Linked DNA regions of Homo sapiens: region 1 is linked to region 2. The links are chromatin contacts, found by Hi-C or POLR2A ChIA-PET in ENCODE. All regions are on one chromosome and are shown on one strand. Each heading gives the region's core, a stretch centred on a gene start or an enhancer-like site at or near the end of the contact. The rest is flanking DNA. Distances are from core to core; before and after follow the strand shown. Region 1 holds the start of RAB40B (RAB40B, member RAS oncogene family). Region 2 overlaps TBCD (tubulin folding cofactor D).

Region 1 (3,349 bases), core at 344-2,843, 170 kb after region 2:
TGGTGGCACATGCCTGTAATCCTAGCTACTTGGGAGGCTTGAATCCAGGAGGTGGAAGTTGCAGTGAGCCAAGATTACATCACTGCACTCCAGCCTGGGCAACAGAGCAAGACTCTGTCTCAAAAAAAAAAAAATGTGGCTGCATTAGTAACTAAAGCAACTAATCAACCAATGAATAACAGGTGTTGCAAACTAAATTGGCATTCCAAAGTAAACATTTTCTAGGTCCAAATGAATGCAAATGACAAATATAATAATCTTGACTTCAGTCTCTTTTGTAATTCTTCTTCCGCTCCCTCTTCTGTTCCTCCCCCACAAAAAACTTCTAATGGGGTCTAGAGCAGTTCCCTACACAACGCAGGGTGGAGGGGATGAAGTAGTGGGGGCATTATCCTTCTTCTTGGACGGAGCTCGCCCTTTGCCTGCTGCCTGAATTCTGCACCAAATAAACCAATGTGCACCTGGTGAGACCCTCAGAGCGAAGGGCAGACCTCGGCCTGGCAACCCTTGCTCTCTAGAGCAGAGGAGAAGCCAAAAGGCTGGAGGGTCCCACCCAATGCTCTCCTCCAGCACGCACGCAAACACATGCATGGATGCACAAACAAGCGCACGCACACATAGGAGCGCATGCATAGAAGCAGCACACGCAGACACACACATGCAAAGATGCCTGCAAAGGCACACATGCACACGCACATACATGTGCAGACACCTGCAGAGGCACACATGCACACGCAGACACACAGATGTGCAGACATCTGCAGAGGGACACATGCACACGCACATACATGTGCAGACACCTGCAGAGGGACACATGCACACGCAGACACATAGATGTGCAGACACCTGCAGAGGGACACATGCACACGCAGACACATACATGTGCAGATATCTGCAGAGGCACACATGCACACGCAGACATGCACACACACGAACACATGCACACGTACACAGGCGCATGTGCACACACAGGCATTCAGGCACGCCGCGTAAATGGGGCAACGACGAGGCCCTGGATGAACCGTGGGGAGAGACCGCGAGCCTGGATTCTACGGCGACAGGGACTCCTCCGGCGAGGCGGCCTGCGGGGGCCTTCCGGCCGCGTCCGCCAACTGGACCGACCCCGAGCCCCACCCGGCCAGGCACCCGAGGTCTCCCTGGTGGGCAGGTGGGGAGGCCCCACGCTGGGACCCTGCACCGCCCCTCGCCCCTCCCGACTCGGGGCGTGCAGACCCGACGACCGTGGGAGCGAGTTCGTGGCGCTCACGGGCGCACGCGAGAGTGTAAACACCCGGCCCCACCCCCTGATCGCCCCCACCCCGCCCCGCCATTGGCTGCGGGAGCAGAGTCCCCGCCTCCTGCTTGTTCTGGCTCCGCCCCTGCCCCGTCTCCGGGCCTCCATTGGCTGTGGTGACAGCGACCTTTCAGGAGGGGCGGGTGGGCGACAGCCCGGAGGCGGTGACGAGAGTAAGATGGACGGACAACCAAGCCAGTGAAAGCGCGCAGCTGCCCTAGCAACTGCGGTCCACCAATGGCGGGGCCGGGCGGGGATGCGCGCTGTCAGCGCTGGGCGGCGGGGCGGGGCCGGAGGCGAGCAAGGACTCGGGGCCCGCGCGGCGCCTCTCGGGGCCGGGCCGCCGCCTCTGCGCTCAGCCCCGCAGGCCGGGCATGGGTGGGGGCGCCGGGCCGTCACGATGAGCGCCCTGGGCAGCCCGGTCCGGGCCTACGACTTTCTGCTCAAGTTCCTGCTGGTGGGCGACAGCGACGTGGGCAAGGGCGAGATCCTGGCGAGCCTGCAGGATGGCGCGGCCGAGTCCCCGTACGGCCACCCGGCGGGTGAGCGCGGGCGGAGGGCGTGCCGGGGTGCGGGCGCGGGGCCGGGGAGGGGCGCGGGGCTGGGGAGGGGGTGCGGGTGGGGGTCCGGGTCCGGGGACGCGAGACCGGGCAGGGGTCGGGAAGAGGCCGGGGCGCGTGGCCGGGGAGGGTAGGAGTCCCGGTCCGGGGGCGCGGGGCTGAGGAGGAGCGCGGTTCGCGGGCGGGCCTTTCTCCGCCCGGCCCTGGCCCTCGTGCTGCGGCGTCCCTGTTGCACCCCCAGTTCCACTCGAGGCCCCGCGGCGCAGTCTCCATCCTTCTCCGCAGTCTGCGCGCAGCGGGAGCCCGCGGCTGGGCCGGGCGCTGGGCTCCTCCCGACCTGGGGCCGCTGCTGTGGGGACCCGGGGCGGGGGCTCGAGTCCGCAAGTGCGCGTTCGGCCGCGGGGCAGGAGGGGCGGGAGGGGACGCGAGCTCCGGGGCTCCTGGGGCGGAGCGCGGCGAGCAGGCGCCCAGGTGCTGGGTCTGCGCGTGGGTCGGAGGGGAGGGGAGACCAGGGTCCGGTCCCGAGGCCAGGGGTCCCGCGTGTCCGGGGGAGAGGAAGGAGCACAGGTGACTCGCGTGCGGAAGAGGGGACCCCCCACGACAGCGGCCGGAGAGCGGGTTCCAGGGCGAGGGGAGGCCGGAGCGCCCAGAGCTCCCAGGCAGGCAGCCCGGGGATCCCCCAAGTTTGAGGCTTGAAAGCCGGCGCCCGGCGAGGGGGTGGACGGCTCCGGGGAAAGAAAGGCGGGGGCAGGAACCCAGGAGAAGGGGGAACGCGCAGAGGCGAACACCTCGGCTGGGAGTGAGGAGCAGGCGGGGCCTTCACCCACGCGCATCCCTGGAACAGCTTGGACGAGGCCGACCCTGAGGCTGTGGAAGGAGCCCAGCCTGTGCCCACCTTCCTGCCGCGCCTCGGGGCTGAACCCACGCTTCCAACAGAGACCCGCTCTGAGTCCTGGGCGGAGGAGGGCAGCCGGGCGTGGAGATGGAGTCTTGGTGGGAAGGACCTGTCAGCTCTGGGGCCTGGGAAGGGTCTGGGAAGCCCCAGGTCCAGGGTCCTGCCAGAGACGAACTTAGCGGGAGAGGGTGGGAGGAAGCGGGATCTGAGGCTGCTCGGTAGAGGGTGCAGGCTGTCCCCTAAGGGCAGCTCCAGGCAGGCGGCGTGAGCACCAAGGGAGTGTGGCACGGCTGGAGGGGGTGGCCTGAGACTGTGGAGCGTGGGGTGGGACTCAGGTGCCCGGCCACACCTCAGCTTAGGGGACGGGGTGAGGAATGGGCAGAGTTTGGGGGAGCAGCTGAGATGGGCTTGGGCTCACGACCAGCACCCAGAGGCCTCCTGAAACTGCAGCATGCGGGGGAGTCTCTGGCAGCTGGTGGGTGCAGAGTGTGCTCCGTGGGGCAGGAGGGGAGCCTGCGTCTCTACCTGTCCCCAGGCGCCGCTGCCCCCGCATGTCCTACCCCCCTCCCCGCTCGGTGGCAGGTCTCTAGGACCGTGGTG
Region 2 (2,966 bases), core at 391-2,890:
AAAAAATCATCATATAGTTACGCCTTCTGATAACTAATGAGGTTTTACTAATTTTAAAAACAAACATCACTGCCAGGCATAAACTGCATCGTGCTGGACTTCTGCAGATGTAGCTGGTGCAGACCGCATCGCCCTGTCAGGCCTTCCCATTTCGGCACTGGGCGGTGAGGGCTGTGCACAGTGCAGCCGAGTACCCCCGCGGCACAGACAGCCCGCCACACCCTCCACGAGGAAGGCGTGGAAACGTGGGCACCTCCCACATAGCCCAGAGAGGGTGGCTGTGGGCAGGGGGTGTCTCCCCGACTGCTCAGGCCCCTGCAGAGCACTGAGCCTCCCTCCCACGATGGGGTGGATGTGGAGGGACCCTCAGCGTGGAGCCTGCCGGTGCAGAGCCCGAGCGCAGGAAACGGCTCCCGAGAGCCGCGTGGCCGTCCCTGCAGACCCTCCCTTCAGCACCAGCACACACAGCCATCCGTGTGGCCGTCCCTGCAGACCCTCCCTTCAGCACCAGCACACACAGCCATGGCTCCTGTCCCAAAAATGCAGCTCAACTTGCTCAGAAAAAAAAACGCCAGTGTTGAATTTGCTAGGAGGTAAGAGGCAGTGATGGACAGAACACCTGGTTCCACTGACATCTGGGTTTCCAGTTCCCACAGGACGTTGTAGAGAAGCCTTCCCAGAGGCCCTCAGCTGCCTGCAGGGAGCAGCAGCTGGCCTCATGTCTGCTGCACCTGCAACGCTGCACAGTGGGGCAAGCACAGACTTGGTGCTCGGCCTGCCCTTGGGGGGCAAGGAGCCCCACCCCCAACACAAGCAGGCCCCCGCTGTCCCCACGGTGCCCCAGGGAGTGAGCAGGCCCCCGCTGTCCCCACGGTGCCCCGGGGAGTGAGCAGGCCCCCGCTGTCCCCACGGTGCCCCGGGGAGTGGTGATCCCAGCCCTTCCTGTGCTGCTAGGGTGGGCGCCCGGATATGCATCACCTGCTCTGCTCTCCCCCAGTGCCCCAAGCACAACCCCGGCCTCGGTGGGATCACGCACCAAGCCCCAAGCCCGCTCTTTCCACAGGAAAGTCACCCAGCCACGCTGGCCCAGCAACTCTCCCCACCTGTGCCTGTGAACCAAGATCCCACCTGCCACCACCCACTGTGCAGGGTCGCAGAGTCAAGGACCCTCTGTCAAGGTGCTGGGGACAGTCACAAATCCCCACCACACGTGAGGCACGCAGGCCAGGCCAGGTGTATGACACACCCTGGCCAACACGAAGACACAGAGCCCGGGTCACCCAACTGTCACCAAGCTCAGATTCTTACAGTTGTTAAAATAAGAGCACAGAACGTCCCTGCTGTGAAAGGCCACCTCCTGGAGAGCACAGAGAGCCGGCACTCGATCTGCCTGGATGGGGGCGATGAGGAAGCCCCACAGGCTGGGCACCCGCAGGTCACACAGCAGCTTTCTGTTCTCTGCACTACATTTGTTTCTTCATGAAATTAAAAAGTGAGACGCTTCAAAGAGCCCTGGAAGCACAAGTGAAGCTGATAAATCACACAAGAGATGACTCATCTTTTACCCACTCTCTAAGAAAGTCCCAGGCCACAACACAGATGGCAGCCATGCCGCAAACCTCCTGTGGAGCGTCAACAGCAGGCAGCTCCCTTCACTGGTAAGACAGCCCCTAAGAACACTGGTTAGGAGGTTCCAGCACCAAAACTGTAAATGCTGCACCCAGTGAAGATGATTTTGCATTTAGTCCTGAGGGTGGTAATCTACTCAGCTGTCACTGACTGCACGTCGGACTGCCGCTGTGAGGCATTTGAAAGGCTTGAGAAGCACAACTCTATAAAAAGCTCCACGTGAAAACCAGACAGGACTGAACTGGGCCCCTGCTACCCTCTCTGCCCCCATCACCCACCTCTGCTATCAGGCAGCACCTCCTACTCCTCTCCAGGTTCCTCACCAATCCTGCTCTCCCAACAGGATCTGAGGCCAGCTGCATCAGGAGCCAACTGCTGCTTCCCGAGGAGGCTTACAGTCTGAGACCAGGGAAGGCGCCCAGTTCCTCCAGGGGTCAATGCTGAGCTCAGGGGCACTGATGAGCAGAGTTTTGGGAGGGCACTGGGTCCAAAGGCTGCGTCCCGAGCACTAACCCCTCAACCAGCACCCTCCCCGCTCACACTGGACCACACTGCCTGCACCCTACCCGCACACAGTAGGTGCAACATTATTGTGAGTGAGTGCTTCTCTCCCATTCTTTCTCCAAGAACACAGATCATTTGCAATTTTTCAGAACTGCTTAAGCCGTCGCTCTCGGAGAGCTTTCCCTAGGACCTGGCTGGAGCCTGGCCACCCTCATCACTGAAGGGTCCTGTACAGACACCGCTTGGCCTCCACGCTGCGTCCGGGTCTGCGAAGCCACAGCACCTAAAGGTTCCAGGCACACAGCACAGGCCAAAGCCCTGGGAAGAAATGCTTCTCCTCCTCCTGGGGGCATCTGCCACCCAGCCTGCAGCCAATGTGGTGAAGCAGCTGATCTGAGGACTAAGCCTGGACAGACACAGGCACCACGAGGACGGTGGGGCCAGCACATGGAGGCCTGGTTCCCACAGCTTGGTCCCTGGGCTACTGGAAAGCAACACAAAGAAATTACGATCCCATCCTCATATCTTCACTTTTTGACATTAATAAGCCTCCCAAAAGGGAGGTCAAGAGGTCAACACAAAAGGCGGACGGCTACATTCCACCCAGTAATCCTCTCCCCAGCCACACCGCAAGACCAAGCAGGGGCAGCCGTCACCAGATATCCCAGCTCAGAGCTCTCATCGACAGTCACACCCGCACGCCGGCAGCCACCTCGGACGCGTGAGAGGACAGACACCTGGCCCTACTTAACGGAATGAGGCCCCGGCCTGGGGTGGCCGCCTGGACTTCCATAACTCCACAGGTGACTGACTTCTGCCACAGCTGAGCCGGG

What was found. A loop is a pair of places that touch in the nucleus more often than their neighbours do. ChIA-PET counts read pairs that join two places held with the same protein, here RNA polymerase II (POLR2A). Pooled maps may share reads with other maps.
Region 1: a map with no recorded cell type shows a loop between it and region 2 (6-fold over the local background). The contact joins the promoter of RAB40B here to the enhancer-like site in region 2. A Hi-C loop is called at or near these places in 14 of 37 single-sample maps with no recorded cell type and 9 of 50 pooled maps. POLR2A ChIA-PET finds 5 or more read pairs at or near these places in 3 of 52 experiments (B cell, T-cell and WTC11).

The regions. Positions count from the first base shown.
Region 1 is chr17:82,696,942-82,700,290 of GRCh38, reverse strand. RAB40B (RAB40B, member RAS oncogene family) reads left to right here and starts at 1,593. Exons shown (of 6, transcript NM_006822.3): 1 at 1,593-1,836. The coding sequence starts at 1,695. RefSeq lists silencers at 1,025-1,414, 1,435-1,864.
Region 2 is chr17:82,862,770-82,865,735 of GRCh38, reverse strand. The region is part of intron 13 of TBCD (tubulin folding cofactor D); the gene reads right to left. Among named protein-coding and RNA genes, the nearest start is that of ZNF750, 24 kb to the right of the region's middle. RefSeq lists a silencer at 829-908 and an enhancer at 1,199-1,708. Within about 2 kb of position 1,640, at least 17 of the 41 ENCODE cell types and tissues checked have a DNase peak (open chromatin) inside an H3K27ac peak, as active enhancers do; they include B cell, where a contact is called at or near this core.